2 separate regions of the Homo sapiens genome follow, and region 2 is linked to region 1. Evidence: chromatin contacts called from ENCODE Hi-C data. All regions are on one chromosome and are shown on one strand. Each heading gives the region's core, a stretch centred on a gene start or an enhancer-like site at or near the end of the contact. The rest is flanking DNA. Distances are from core to core; before and after follow the strand shown.

Region 1 (7,840 bases), core at 2,939-5,438:
AAAAATGTTCAGATTCATAATAAATTCTCTGCTAACCATGGGTTCTTACCTATCCCTTTAAGCTTTTCTTGAGTCTCCTTAATAAAACCACCATATGCTACATCTTCAAGCTAGAACTTCCAACCCTTCAGTGTGACACGGACCTCATTAAAAATGAAAACTTACCAGCAACTCAGCAGTGAGAATATAGCACCTCTATACAGTTTTTTTTTTTTTAAGTTTCCTTCTCTTGACATGGGAACCAGTCAAGATTAATCTTTAAAATATTTCAAGAGAGCATTTAATTCCGTGGATTTTTTGACAAAAAAGGAAGCAGCTGAGGCAAACAATGTAAGTAGAGAGTTTATTTGGACCAAGCTTGAGGGCTGCAACCCAGGAGCATAGATTCTATTTATCCTGAATATACACTCAAATCAGCAACGTAATAAGTGTTGCTTGTAAACAATTAGGGAAGTAAAGGGAAAGAAGAGGCAGTTCCTGAGTTGTTTACCAAAAATTTACATTAAAATAACATAAGCTATTTATAGGTTGTACATTGTTCTTTGTGTTACAAATTCTAGGAACATGAAGATAATGGGCGAGGCAGCTAGTCAGGGGCACAAGGACTAAACTTTTCCTAGGCATAGTGTGGCATCATATACATACTCATGTCTCTCTGGCCCTGCACACCTTGCAGACTTCAGACTGCTCGGAGCTATTTTCCTTTCCTCATTTCTCCTGTTTATAAAAAATCTTCCCATGGAAGCAGTGATGATCAATCTCTTAGGCCTTCATCCCTTGGCACTGGGAAGGCTCATTCTTGGATAATCCTCAGTCAAGTCATTGATTTCTATAACTGTCATTTCTTGTTAAGTCATCTCCAGTCTTCAGAATTTCATGCTTTTGGTTTTCTCAGAAGAAGAAAAACTGATAAATACATAGTAAAAAACCTGTTTCATTGGGGATTCAGTCCAAATTATTGGAAAATGACAAAAACTCAAAAACAGTGGTCAGGGCTGGAATCTAATAACAGGTATGCTATAATTTTTCTCTGAACCATAATTTTTCTCTCTCCAGTTTCCCATTTACACCTAAGACAAATCTTAGTAGGACCAATTTACTTCCAAAATAAGTTTTAGTGTTGTACTGAGCCTGATTATTTTCAAAAAACACAACAAGAATAGCGATTACCATATAGGCTCTTTTAAATTGGCTTTGCTGAAACTTTCTTAAGGAATTTCAGATTAGGCTTTTATAAGTCTCCAGGCTAGGAAGCCAAGTCAAAGATTCACAATTAGAATGTGCCTGTAATACCTGTACAAATTGAATAAACTTCTCCCTTCTCAAGGTCCCCAAGATATCTTGAGTTTCCTGGGCCTGTTGGATATTGACATTCTTTACTTACTGCAAGGTCAGAATTTTTGAAAGGAACTATGTAGACAAAGTACCAGGTCAATCTCTCTGAGGACTTTTTATTGACTCTATAAAGTCAATCTTAATTTTTTAAAGCAGTCTGATAATATCCAAAAATATGCCATTTTGGTCATAGCCTTAGTATAATAATCAGTGTATCTTATTTTATGGTTACCATAAAATAAGATTATTAATAAATGGATTTTAAATTTTGGAGAAATAAGGTATAGAGAATGTTGTTCACAAATGTTATATTTCACCCAATTCTGTAAGCTATAAACAGCTCAAAAAAGTTTCATTTACTCTGCAAAACAAATATAAAAAGAATCAGCAATGTTTTAAACACAAAGTCCTAAAAAGCATTTCAGTCTTCTTTTTCTATCAGTTCAGTCCCACATAATAAATTCTCATTCTGCTTGATGTTGAGTTAGAAATCTTCATGAACACATCAGTTTATGGGAGTTCTTAAAGTCTTTACTTAGTCTAATAATACAATCTCCAAAGTTATTAGAAACCTGTATTCAAGAGTACTTGTCAGGGTTCATTCTCATGAATTGTCTTAAAAAAAAAAAAAGCAAATTTTGGACTGTTGTCAATTGTAAACCACTTTCTGAGAAGAATCCAAGTAAAACAATAATTTTCTATGAATGACAAAAGACTTAGACTAACCATGGTTAAAAACACAATTGACAAGGAAATTCTGTGGCGAATGACAGTGTAACATAATAACCATATTTGTGTCTGACAACATATGTTAACACATCATAATTTTAGGAATATCATACAATTTTGAAAGACAATAATACAATATATCTCCTCTAGAGATATACTATATTATTTTATTATTATTATTACTACTATTATTTGTGGTATCAAAAATAGTGAAAAAAGGATCAGAAGTGAAAAGAAACAAAAGAATAAGTCTTATAAGAGCCAATTTGGGGGCATGTTAAGCTTTCTAAAAGGCAAATGATGTTTTACATTTTTCTCAGCAAAAATTATGCCAACAAGATAGGAAGTAACCAGAGGGATCAAACACATTTAAAAAGAGTTTCAGTCAACGGAAAAAAATCCCCCAAAACAGGATCCAAAAGAAGAAAATGCAGAAAGCCCCTTTTATTCTTATTTTTAAAATTATAGCCTAAATGTCAGCTTTTAGTTAAGCTGACTTCTGACCATAGAGCTCTAAGAAAGAATCTTTTTAAATTTCTTATTACCAGATTTAATTCAAGACAAACAAACTACTCTGATTCAGTTTGTGTGGTGCAAAAACCAGCTTTTTTTTCCAATTGTGTGCACAAAGAATTATTTTCAACATAGCAAAGGATTCTTATTTTGGTTACTGCTGTTTATGATCGTCCCAGTGAAATGGCCTCATTGTGGAGTAACACCCAAGATCTGTTGTCTCACAGACACAGAAATCTAGGATGCAGATGCATAAAGTGTCAGGTTGAGAGTGGAAGTTTAATAGGCAAAAGAAAGAGAAGAGCTCTCTGTTGCAGACAGGGGTCCAGAAAAATGGGTTGCCGGATCCATGGTGAAATGCAAGGGGTTTTATAGATGCCTGGTGAGGAGGCAGTGTTTGATTTACACAGGGTGTGAAACATTGGTTGGACCAGGTGTGCCACTTGCATAGGTCATGAAAAACTGGTTGGGACTAGATGTGCCGTGTGCATAGGGTATGAATTTCTGGCCACCCCTACCATAATCTTTTATTATGCAGGCGGGTCTTCTGCCTGAGCTGTGCCATGTTGCCCGTTTCTTTACTCTACACATGGTAACAAGAAAAGGGAAGATGGAGCCTCCGTGTTGGACATGCCTGGCCCCCAGGTGGCCCTTTTCTATTGGTGCCTCTGCCAGCATTCGCCCGTGCAAGCTTCCTGCTTGATTATCTATGTTTGCAGCTCTATTTTTCAGGCTGCTCTTTGTTAGAAAAGCAATGATTTGGGGGGCTGCTTTTTGTTAGAAGGGAAGCTCTGCCAAGAACTCTGTTGCCCTCACTATCTGCCTAAATAATTTCTGCCTTCTGTATCACCAGGTTAGGTGGGTCCACTTTCCTAGGCCTTTACAAGAGGATACCCCACGAGTGTTATACATAAATCCAGCTGGTGTTTCTAAAAGGAATACTCTAATTTTGATGCTTGACTTCCCATAATTTAGGAACTTTTCAAAAGTGTCAAGCCTGGGAATGTATTTAGGGTGAAAGTGTAACTTATCTCAGACTGTCTCTAACTTCCAGGGAGCAATAGTGTGCTCAGTGTATGAGGACCAGACTTTCATAGTGTACCTGTTTGGAAGAGCAAAAAGAGGGAACACTTTTCGGTTAGAAACTAACAGGAATTGGTCTCAAATAAAAGGATAGGTCTGAATTTTTAAGCAGAAGAAACAGTTTTAATCTTAAAAGTAGGCCATATAAAACAAAACCATCCGTGTCTAACTGCCAATCCTTTGACCTGAACCTCTGCTGTGAGACAGAGGCAGAAAAACCTTGACCTAAGCCTCCAGTCCTGAGGCAGAGGTGGAAGAACCTTGATCTGAACCTCTCCTGTGAGACACAGCAGCAAAAAGACATTTTCTACAGAGCTCTTTACTTGGAGCTTGTGTCCAAAGACAGAGACCAAAGCCCTCTCTTAAAGAAAAGAGACAGTTTGAAAAACAGCCAAATAAAGTCTATATTTCAACCAAGGAGTGGGAGGTCCTAATTCTGGAGAACTTACCCAGAACACCCAGTGGGACTTCTGAAGATGCAGAGTTCGTGCTGGTATCAAGCACTGCTTTCAGGCAGAAACACCGCACCTGGTGGTGAGAATGAGTCACTCTGAATCCTGCTGACGATGCCAGATATGCCTATCTCAAAGGAACCTGCTGAGCTAAAATTAATCTATTACTAAGCAGAGTTTACTTGGGCCAAGTTTGAGGGCTGCAGCCCAAGAGCATAGATTCTATTTGTCCTGAATATACACTCTGATTAGCAACAGTAACAAGTGGATTTTAAAGGGAAAGAAAGAGTCAGTTCCTGAGGTTTTTACCGAGGATTTACATTAAAATAATATAAGCCATTGATTGGCTCAGCATTGTTCTTTGTATCATAAATTCTAAGAACATGAAGGTATTGAGTGAGGCAGTCAGGAACAAAATGACTTTAAACAATTTCCCCTAGGCATGGGTGTGGGGTGTGAGCATGACTGAATCCCATACCCACGTCTCTCTGGGTCTGCATACTTTGCAGATCTCAGACTGCTCTCAGCTATTTTCCTTTTCTCAAGTTTCACATTCTCAGTGTAGAATATTTTTGTCACAGGCTATTTTATATGTGGACATACAGAATAGGCGAAGGAACTTTTTAATACAATAAAAAATACACACAATGAAACTGGTAGTATGTATTTAACAAAAATCATATGGAAAATTAAGGTCATTTTAATAAATAAGTGACTTTGAGATGGGGGAGGGAATTCATGGGGTCTTATAAAGCCTGTAACATCCTAATGAGTTTGTCGCTTTGTTTTGGTTGCCTAATATCCATAAAACTCTCATAAATTTAAAAATCTATATATTAAAAATGTTTAATGAAGCAAAGGATGCAGAAAAGATTTTATTCTGTTACAGTCAGAAAAAGATGTCTTAGGCAGCTCAGGCTGCTATATCAAATACCATAGACTGGGTAGTTTAAACAACAATAATTTCATTTCTCACAGTTCTGGAGGTTAGAAGTCCAAGATGAACTCTGGAGGTTAGAAGCCCAGCAGGATCAGATTCTCTTCCTGGATTCTATCTGGCTGCCTTTTCATTGTCCTTACATGGTGGAGACAGTGATCAAGCTCTCTGGTGTCTCTTCTTATAAGGGCAACAATCTCATCATTAGGGCCCCACCCTTACAACCTCATCTACCAAAGGCTCTATCTCTGAATACTATCACATTTGGGGATTACAGCATCAACATATACATTTTTAGTGGACATAATTGAGTCCATAGTAGAGTGGCAATTTTAATTAAGCAAAAAATGCAGAGGAGACTATCTGTTACACTCAAAAAAGGGATTAATCCAGCATTCACTCCACAACAAACACAAAGTATGAAAAGTTGATGAATAAAGCATCCACACGTGAAAATTTTCAGTTTTCTTTTTTAAAGTTAAATGTAAAATCAGAAGTGAAACCAAGTTACAATTGTGGTGAACCCTGGAAGTAGCTCTGTTAATACCTGGGGAAAACCAGCTTGTTACTCCCAACTCATAGATTTATAGAGAAATAAATTATGGCTTAGAGAGATGTAACCCTGTTGAGATAAATAATGAGTTAGCAGCCAAGCTAGAGAAAGGATATAGCCCTCCGCGTTCCCACTGCTTTTCCCACCTCACTTTCCTAATAAGCCACTTACAAAACTGGATTCATGTGAAAATATATCCACTTGTTCTTCATTTTGATGTACTTCATAGTCAATGTCTTTCCTAATGATGTCAATCTAATTGAAAAGTTAAAAAAAAGAAAGCCAATATATAGGTGACTAATTTTATTGTTTTAATCCATGTTCTATATTCAAGATAAATGATAAATTGTGACATGCCTTCAGCTGTGCTGCAATGTCATTAATAAAAACGAAAGGAAGAGACAGAATAATAGGGTTGAAGACTCATAGATGTCTTATAGCAGTTAAGAAATGCTATTTTTAAACAACATTATATTGGCTCTACTGTCCTTAAATGTGTAAATTAAATCTTCCTGAAAACAGTTCATAGTAGACAAATGTTACAGGTAAATGCCATTCAGCGCTTAATCACTATTGGCAGATACGAGGTGTAACAGAGTCATACTGACACAGTAAATCAATGAGTAGTAATATTAATATGGAAATTCTTTGGTATTAATGACTTCAGTACCAAATAAGTCTAGAATTTATTTTCTCCCAGTATGCAGAATAAGAATTTGAAATGATTTCACACACACACACACACACACACACACACACACACACACACACATATATATATTTGGTATGTGCTAGCATGGTTTACAGTGAAGACATTGACAGGGTGAAAGAAAAAGGAAGGGTTTAAAGATGATACTGTATTTTTTTTCACATTAAGTAGGAAACAAGAATGGTTCAAAATTGGTCAACATAGTAGATATTGAATGGAATATAAATCAATGGAATTGTGGTAGAGTGAAAAAACGGCCACATTTTTTTCCCATCCATGTAGGTACGTTCTTCCCAATGTGACTTTGCGACTCCTCAAAAAAGAGGTGAAGTTTTTCTCTCCATCCTTAGAATCTCGGCATGGCCTTGCAAATTGCTTTGGTCAGAGGGCATTAGCAAGTATGATACAAGTAAAAACTTGAAAAGTGTTTGCTTACTGAGGGTTGGCCTCTTTTCCTACTGGGAACCCAGGAACTACTGTAGCAGGATGAGCCACAGAGAAAACTCCTCAGACACCGAGTTAAAGAAGGAAGGGGTTTATTTGGCCAGGGGCATCGGCAAGACTCCTGTCTCAAGAGCCGAGCTCCCTGAGTGAGCAATTCTTGTCCCTTTTAAGGGCTCACAACTCTCAGGGGGTGCGTGTGAGAGGGTCGTGCTCCATTGAGCAAGCAGGGGGTACGTGACTGGGGGCTGCGTGCACCGGTAATTAGATCGGAACGAAACAGGATAGGGATCTTCACAGTGCTTTTCTATACAATGTCTGTAATCTGTAGATAACATAACTGATTAGGTCAGGGGTCGATCTTTAACTACCAGGCCCAGGGTGTGGCGCTGGGCTGTCTGCTTGTGGATTTCATTTCTGCCTTTTAGTTTTTACTTTTTCTTTCTTTGGAGGCAGAAATTGGGCATAAGACAATATGAGGGGTGGTCTCCTCCCTTATTCTCCCTATTTGAGACTCTCACTCAATAGTGGGAGTTCTCACTTTCATATTTACTACCCATGTCTTCTTGCAAGACAGATCGATAGTGATTCATATAGTACACTTGTGCTGAAGCATTTTGGTGAACTAAGGTAGCAATGAAGCTTTTTATCATTTGAAGAAGTACAGGTAGCAAACAAGGGAGCAGTAAGTAGCTTCCTATTACTATTATAACTCTTATTATAAGAGTTTTAAATCCTCTTAGCGCTGGGAACCATTTTCTAAACACGGCCCCAGCATCAAATCCATGCCACACTTGCACGGGCAAATGTGCCAGTTTTGTCATATCTCTAACTATGTCTTCAACTACTTGCCCTTGATTATCTATGTGTAGGCAGCAATTAGTAAGGTCAAATTTCCTACAGACCTCTCCTTCAGCTGCTAGCAAGTGGTCAAGAACTAATCTATTTTGATAGATAGCATTTCTCATCTGAGTTTCTTGCCAGGCCAGAATAGTCAAGGCTCTGCCCGTTTTATTAGTGATTATTTTTAAGACAGCTTGTAACCATATGATTCGGTTGATCATGTAAATGGGGGTCCGGTATCCCCA
Region 2 (7,840 bases), core at 2,013-4,512, 1.6 Mb after region 1:
GTTTGTTCTTGGAGGGCAGGAGGTAGGAAGGGTTCTGCTCCAGTGCCCTAGCATGGATTTTGTAAAAGAGTCCAGTGGAGCTGCGAGATAATAAAGAATATTTTGCCTCTCACAGGGAGGCTCCAACCCCAGACTGACAATGACCCCAAGTGTGCATCTCCAATTTACTTTTTTCCTTTGAAATGTCACTAACACAGGCCATTATCATCTTTTTTTATAAAAAGTAAGAAGCTTTTAAAAACTACCAGGAAAAAAGGAATGGTCTGCTGCCTTCAGTACTTAGAGAAATCATGGGGAATAGAAAAGCATTTAAGACCCCCCGATTTCACAAATAGTCTTGGCCCTTTTTGTCTTGTCTTCCAGGAAGCTTGGAGTTTAATCTGGTATTCAATTGCTGTTTAAGTGTGATTTTAAGATAGTAAATGTGATTTTAATATGAGTTACTGCTTTTTACTTTCTGCCTCTATCTTCTGTGGTTTTAGTGTATGGTGTGTGTGTGTGTGTGTGTGTATGTGTGTGTGCAAGTGTATACACACTATATAAAAACCACCTCAAATCCTTTACAAAAATAACAAGAATAATATATTTTAGAAGCCAGAAAATCCTGCTTCCTGCTGTAGTCACCATTTATTGGTCTCATTTATGAAGCTAGAACATAAGAGAAACCATGCCTTAGCAAACTGAACAAGGGTCCCTCACCTCCCCTAGTAGTCCTTCATCTGAGAATAGAAGATACGAGACAGGCACTAAGGACATTGGTTCCATTTTTTCTCCCAGAAAACCTTTCCTAAAGCAGTCTCCTGAAATCAATAAGGCAGCCCTGTTTCCTTCAGTAGAGTGTACAGTAGTTGGTAACAGGTTGTATTTTCAAATACAGCCGCAGTAACATCTTTCATCCCATCTGCTCTTCTAATGTGACTTTGACATTCTTCCCACAGAGAGGTGAAGTCTGTTTCCCTCCCCATAAATGTGGGTAGGTTGGTGACGTGGTGGATGTAATGCAATATGACTTCCAAGGCTAGGTTGTAAAGGTGACACAACTTCTGCCTACCTCATTTTAGAACACTTGCTCTTGGAACACAACCACCATGTTGTGAGGAAGCCCAAGTAGCCACATAGAGAGGCCACGTGTAAGTGCCCTGACCAATAGTCCTCACTGAGGTTCCAGTGAATAGCCCGCCTCAACCGTGAGACAAGTGAGTGACAAGCTTTCAGATAATTCTAGCTTCCAGTTGTCAAGTCACCCCACCCTTTCAGTTTTCCCAGAAGAGGCTCCAGACAACATGGAGCAGAAAGAGTTGCCACCATGACCTTTCCAAATTCCTGACCCACAGGGTCTGTGAGCATAATATACGGGTTGTTGGTTGACAACCCTAAATTTGGGGTGGTTTGTAGGAAAAGTGGACATCAAATTGGATAACTGTGGTTCAAATCCTAGTGTTACCACTTGGTGACCTTAACCAAGTCATTTAACTCACATAGTTCTTATGCTTCTCATTTGCAAATGAGATTAATATCTGCTTCACAGAGGTTTGTTCAGGGTTATATAAAATTTTGTACAGGAAAGCATTTGGTAAATATAAAGGAATGCTATTCAAACAGGAAGAACTATTACTTTTTAATTGCAGAAATGTCTGCAGCAATCCAAAGGTGAATTCAGCAGGAATTCTACATGACCCTGGTGGATATGCTAGATGGGGTCCTTGGGGCAGATGCTTCTACCTTAACCTTGATTGTGACCTAAAAGGTAGTCATGAGTAATCCAGAAAGGAAGTGAAAAAGTATGTGAAATACATTTAATATTATACTTGTACTAAATAGGGTTGTTTTGAGCATTAAATGGTATAATACATTCATAATAAGGTTGAACATACATTTTTCAGAAATTCTTTGAGACTTACCTGCAAGCCAGGCTTATCCCCATTCCATGTAGAAAACTAGGGGATTCTTCTTTAGAGAAAATGTATAGGATACAGTATTTAGTAAGTGTTCAATAAATGTACACTATTATTCTTGTGTGATCTGAAATGGTCTTATTTCTGTGCAAAGTATTTCTTTTGGAGGAAATATCTTTCTTGAGATTTTTTAGGAAAAATCCAGTGTCTCTCTGTCTCTGTCTCTCTCTCGCTCCCATCCCCTTTTCCCTTCTCTTTTTCCCCCTCTCTCTCCCTCCCTCCTTCACTCTTTTCCTTCCTCTCCCGCTCCCTCTGCAGAGCTCTACAATTTTGAATTGGCCTAGACTATGGTGAGATTTCCTCTGTTTAAACCCAACATGTGTATATGAGCAAATCTTATGAGTTCAGTGATTTCACACACACACTAGCTCATTTAGTACCGGGGACTGCCCAGTGAGTTGGCAATCACAGCACCCGTTTTACAGACGACAACAGTGAGGCTCAGGCAGATTCGTGGTCTTATCCAGGATGTAGCATCAGCGAATGGCAGAGCTTGGACTGGGGAGAGCCCTTTTCTCTTGATCTGTTTCTTACTCCATATTCTAGAGGCCTGAGACGATGTCATTCTGTTTTTAAACATTACAATTAACCCCTAAACTGAAGCTGAGGAAAGAGTTAGCATGCTGGTTTATAAAGGCTAGACTCATTTTGATACAAAACCAAGATATTTGATGCACAATGTGAACATATTGCTCATTTTCAGCAAAATCAATTTTGTTTTGTTTTGTTTTGTTTTTTGTTTTTACCGTAGGGGCCACTCATGCACTCAGGCAAAGTGGAGAGACTAGAACTCAAAACCTGTGCTTTCTTTAGCAGATCATACCCTTTCCCCCAATAAAAAAGGGGCAGGGGATGCTAGAGAACAGTTCAAATCCAACATCACTGATGTCAGGCACCAAATAAACTCAGCAGATGTTATTATGTCTGTACGGGTTTTGTTTTCCCCTTCCTGGAAAGAGAAATAATGAGCTCTTGAAATTCAGATTCCCATTGACTCTGAAGTCATAAACATATTTAAAAACAGTGTGAGTCTGTGACATTTACAATCACAAAATTCATGTCAGAGAATAAATCCAGCATTACCTCCAATCACTGAATATGGAATACCCATTCATCTCCACCCACGTGTTGGGGGACACACACTTCAGAACGATGATATTCAGAAAATGCCAGGAGGAGTGCATGTCAGAGGTAACCACCCTCAGCAACCCAGCCTGTCAACAGTTGCAAATGCACGAAAAATGAGGGGAACCGGAAGACAGCAGCAGGAAGGAGATAATAGAGCAACTGAGAGCAGCCAGCCTTGACGTTTGTCAACCTCTGCCCGAAACAGCACATGTGGCTTTGCTGAGAGGCACAGGTGTGTGGGCTGAGCTCAGCAGATGAATGTCACATCCGGGAGGAGGCATGTGCATTTCTCAGCTTGAAATGCTTCCCCAACAAAACCAAATAAGGTTCCTGCAGATGACGTCAGGAGGCTTAGCTGCTACTGCCACAAAGGGACAATTTATTGAAGAGCTAAAAATGGTCGCCTCCGCAAGGCTGACAGGCAAATATTTGAGGGAACGCTCCCCTTGTTTTGAAGAGACATCTGCCAGCTCCCTGACTGGCACCTTCCTGCATTAGTCATCCTGCTGGGCCTTGCTAAAAACTCCAAATACAGGTTTATCCCTGCCACATCCTGTTCCCCGAAGGGGCTATTTCCACGGTGCCGGCTGTAAAGTCTTCCTGTCATCTTCCTCTCAAGTGCTCTCTGTCTATCTCTGCAGAGGATGATGGAGAGGGGAGATAAGGAACATTCCATGGATAGAAACACACATCCCCTCAAGAGATATCTTAAGAGCACCTTTGCTTTACTTTTGAACCTACATCTAGCGTACAGATGAGGGCAAGGAAGATGTTGAAACGTTAAAAGAAACATCCCTCCGTTTTGCTAATAGTTTTTATAATTAAAGGTTGAGCAAAGGGTGCCCAAAGAGTCATCCTGACCTCCTGCAACAAGTCATTTTGGAACACTAGCTCTGCAAAAGAAACAAACTGGTCCGTGCAGTATTCTCTAGACTACTCACTCATCAGCCCGTTGAAATATGTACTTGGTTATTTTCTGCTTTCAGCGTGTCTTGTCACCCCAAATAGATCAGAAGATCTGGAAGCCTACTGTTATCATTTACCCCTTTTTGCCACCTACAGGGCTTGACCAGGTACTCAGCCCCTTTCTACAATTCTTTATCTCACTTAAGGCTCACAAACAACCCTGTGAAATCGATTACGATCCTTCTTTTACAAACAAGAATTAGAGGCTCATTGAGCCCGTGGTCCTGCAGCAAGTCCGCGTCTGCAGAGCTGAGATCCACCTGGAGTTTGTCTGACTCTGAAGCCCATACCCTCAGCACCTTCATGTTGCAGGGGCCGCTGCAAATCCAACACTGGTTGACGGAGCAGTTTTGATCCTGAGGCCCTTGTGATTTCACTGAAGAGTCAGTCGAACATGAAACTCAGAACAAACACAAACAACTTAGAAACAAGGGCATGTCTGTGAGATGGGTCTCTGAATGGACTGGATGAATTCTCCACCCACGGGCTTCGTCCTGCCCTTAGAGCCAAACAGAGCACGTGTGTCCCTCTGCAGCCCTTTGGAGGTTTGCAAGTGGTGGTTACATAACCTCCACACACCCCTCGTATGATGGTTAATAATGAGTGTCAACTTGATTGGATTGAAAGATACAAAGTATTGATCCTGGGTGTGTCTGTGAGGGTGCTGCCACAGAGATTAACATTTGAGTCAGTGGGCTGGGAAAAGTAGACCTACCCTTAATCTGAGTGGGCACCATCTAATCAGCTGCCAGCATGGCTAGAATATATGCAGGCAGAAAAATGTGAAAAGGGAGACTCGCCTAGCCTCCCAGCCTACATCTTTCTCCTGTGCTGAATGCTTCCTGCCCTCAAACATCAGACTTCAAGTTCTTCAGTTTTGGAACTCGGACGGGCTCTCCTTGCTCCTCAGACCACAGATAGCCCCTTGTGGGACCTTGTGGTTGTGTGAGTTAATACTATATATATATATTATCCTATATATAAAAATATATATATATATATATATCTCCCATTAGTTCTGTCCCTCTAGAGAAACCTGACTAATACACCTTGTCACATTGTTGTGACTCCACAGCCTGGCCCCCAGGGCCCACCCACGGTCCCTCCCCAACACATATGCACACACAGTGTCAAAAGACAACATGCATTCCACAAATTGTGTAGCATGGCTGTGTCCCAGCTCCTACAGCCCGAGTATGGCTGCCTTGGCAAACCTTCCTGAACTATATGCACCAAGGTAATTTCCAGGCTCAACCCAGGAAAGCCTGACACAGACCAAAGTGTCAAATATGTTCTCCATCCCCATCAACCTCCCAGCCTATTAAATAAAATATAATGTTTGTTTCCTGAAAGAATGACTTTTATGTTTGGCTTGTGTTTATTACTATTGATTCAGATACAATTGCATTCATAAAATGTGTATTGAGCAACTTCTCTGCGTGAGGCACTTTTTAGGTCCTTTGGGGAAGACAGGAGTCGCTACACAATCCTGGCCCTCAAGCAGCTCCCATCCAAGGCAGAGGTACTTCTGAGTGGCCACATTGCTGGCCACTTTTTATCGAACACATCACTACAGCACACATCCACTGGCTTTGTTTTTGCATATCTATCCTCTAAAAAAAAGGCAGCAGAATAGAGGAGAAAGTGCATGGGCTTCGCAGTCAGCTCTGGGTTCAAATCCAAGCTTTGCCAACTCAGAAACAGTCCCATATGTTACGATACAGGTGGTTGCGTTGGTTTATGAGATCTGGTTTTAGCACATGCATGTTTTGAAGGAATGGGGCAGGGCAACTTTCTCACAGTTAAAGAGAAGGCCATAGCAATATATAAAGCCTTAAGGTAAAAGCTGACAATTTGCAGAAGTGCCTTTCTTTACTGCAAAGTGGCTGGCTTAGAGGCTACTAGAACTACTAAGCTTTCCATGAGGTTAAGCTATTTGGTGTAGCTATGAGTAGAGATAATCCTCCTGTAGTAAAACAGTGGGCTAATGAAGACGGCCACACCCTCAATCCAATTTTTAATTTAGATAGAAAGCAGTCTCCACAACCTAATCTCAAAAGAGGACGTACACATCCCATGGCTTAAGGTGGCAAAGAATAGACTGCTTGTGTTGCTGGTACACATACCAGTGACATTCTACATACTCTGCTGGTGTTTTCATTACTCATTTTTAGTTGGTTTTGTCAGCTTTGCGGTTACTAGATTTTGAGTGGCTTGCTTTAACTATTTTCCTCTAAGCCCTGTGCTTTTACACGCAATCTTAAAGAACCCAAGGATGTTTAGGGCCACACATATGCCATTACAGCAAAAATGCATTGAGATGTATGTGTTTGTTTGTATGTGTGTGTGTGTGTGTGTGTGTGTGTGTGTGTCTTCATGCCTAGTGTATGGTGGGTGATTTATAAAGGAAAGCTTTTATTATGGTTTAATCTTCACTCTGAACCTGGAGTTCCAGTTGAGACCTGGTCACTGTGAGACTCAGACCAGCACTGGCTGCTGGTCCTAGAGGCTGCAGGAAGAGGAGCATCTGAGTCCCAGGCTTGTCTCTGCCTGGACTGGGCAGACCACTGGGCACTGAGTCACTGGCTCCTGCCCTCTTACTGCAGCTCCCACTCCTGCTGCAAAAGTATGATGGAATTTTACTCCAAACAGGAGCTTCTCAAAATGAGGTACACCAACCAGTAGCCTCGGCAGCACCTGGCAACTTTTAGAAATGAGAATTCTCAGGCTTGACCTACTGGATCAGAAATTCTGGGGTGGGGGGCCCAGAACATGAGTTATAACAAGCTCTATGAAGGATTCTGATGCATGCTCGAAGTTGAGAGCCACCCATCTAAACATAAGGTGAATGCTTTCTTCGAGACTCCCTGAGTTGGAGAAAACACTCTTTCATTCATTCATTTTTCCATTTCTCATTGGAAAAATATCTATTGAGTATCTAGCGTGAACTTGATACTGTTCTAAGTGTTGAGAATGAGTAAAACAGAGAAACATCTTTGCCACCTTGGAACAACAGAAAGCAATGGTTAAGATCTCAAAGTCAGGGGCTGGCTGGCCTGGTATGAATCTCAACTGTGCCACTCACTAGCTGTGTGACTCAAGGCAAGTTACTTAAATGCTTGTGCTTCAGTGTCCCCATTTGTGCAGTGAGATGATAGTGGTCCCTATTTCATAGAGTTGTGGTAAAGAATAAATAGACTATGGTGTTTAAAGCCCTGTTTGGTACCTAGTACGCACTTAAAATGGCAGTTATTCATGACACATATTTAAGGATGGCAATAGTGGTCATCTTGAGTTAAATCTGATTTCAGGATAAAATGTGATGCATATCTTCTACAAGACCAGAAGAAACCTTTGTGATGATGGACTGCAGACGGCTGATAAAGGCAATTTTAAAAGAAAACTCAATGAAAGTCCAACACCCCCAGTCAGAAGCAGATGGGTAGAAGCAGTCTGGGAGCTGCTCACCACAAGGGGCTGAGAGGGGCTGTGGCATAAATGAAGGGGACAGATGAGCAAGGCTGCCATGTCCAGTGAGAATGACCTGCCCGAAGAACGTCCCAGGCATTCACTAAGTGAACCAGAACCCAGGATGCAGTGAGTCTGGGACAGGGAGCAATAGGGAGCACCTCTCAGAGCGCAGAACACATGGCAGAGCAGATAGATGGTATAGGTCTGGCCCCTATCCCCGTGGGCCAGGCTCAGCAGGGAGCCCCACATGGCAGGCATCACTGGGGCTGTCAATAGACAACAGAGTGAGCACGACCCACACATAATGGGTACAAGTGCAG

Evidence for each region. A loop is a pair of places that touch in the nucleus more often than their neighbours do. Pooled maps may share reads with other maps.
Region 2: a loop to region 1 is called in a map with no recorded cell type, with 7 times the contacts of the local background. The contact joins two enhancer-like sites. A Hi-C loop is called at or near these places in 3 of 37 single-sample maps with no recorded cell type and 2 of 50 pooled maps.

The regions. Positions count from the first base shown.
Region 1 is chr2:13,519,168-13,527,007 of GRCh38, forward strand. It overlaps LOC105373485 (a long non-coding RNA gene), which reads right to left. Exons shown (of 2, transcript XR_922814.3): 2 at 330-4,188. Among named protein-coding and RNA genes, the nearest start is that of MIR3125, 790 kb to the left of the region's middle. RefSeq lists enhancers at 3,416-4,615, 3,995-4,364. Within about 2 kb of position 4,189, at least 3 of the 41 ENCODE cell types and tissues checked have a DNase peak (open chromatin) inside an H3K27ac peak, as active enhancers do.
Region 2 is chr2:15,139,014-15,146,853 of GRCh38, forward strand. It overlaps a transcript of NBAS not described here. Among named protein-coding and RNA genes, the nearest start is that of NBAS, 420 kb to the right of the region's middle. RefSeq lists enhancers at 2,788-3,987, 3,050-3,119, 3,510-3,599 and a silencer at 3,472-3,766. Within about 2 kb of position 3,263, at least 6 of the 41 ENCODE cell types and tissues checked have a DNase peak (open chromatin) inside an H3K27ac peak, as active enhancers do.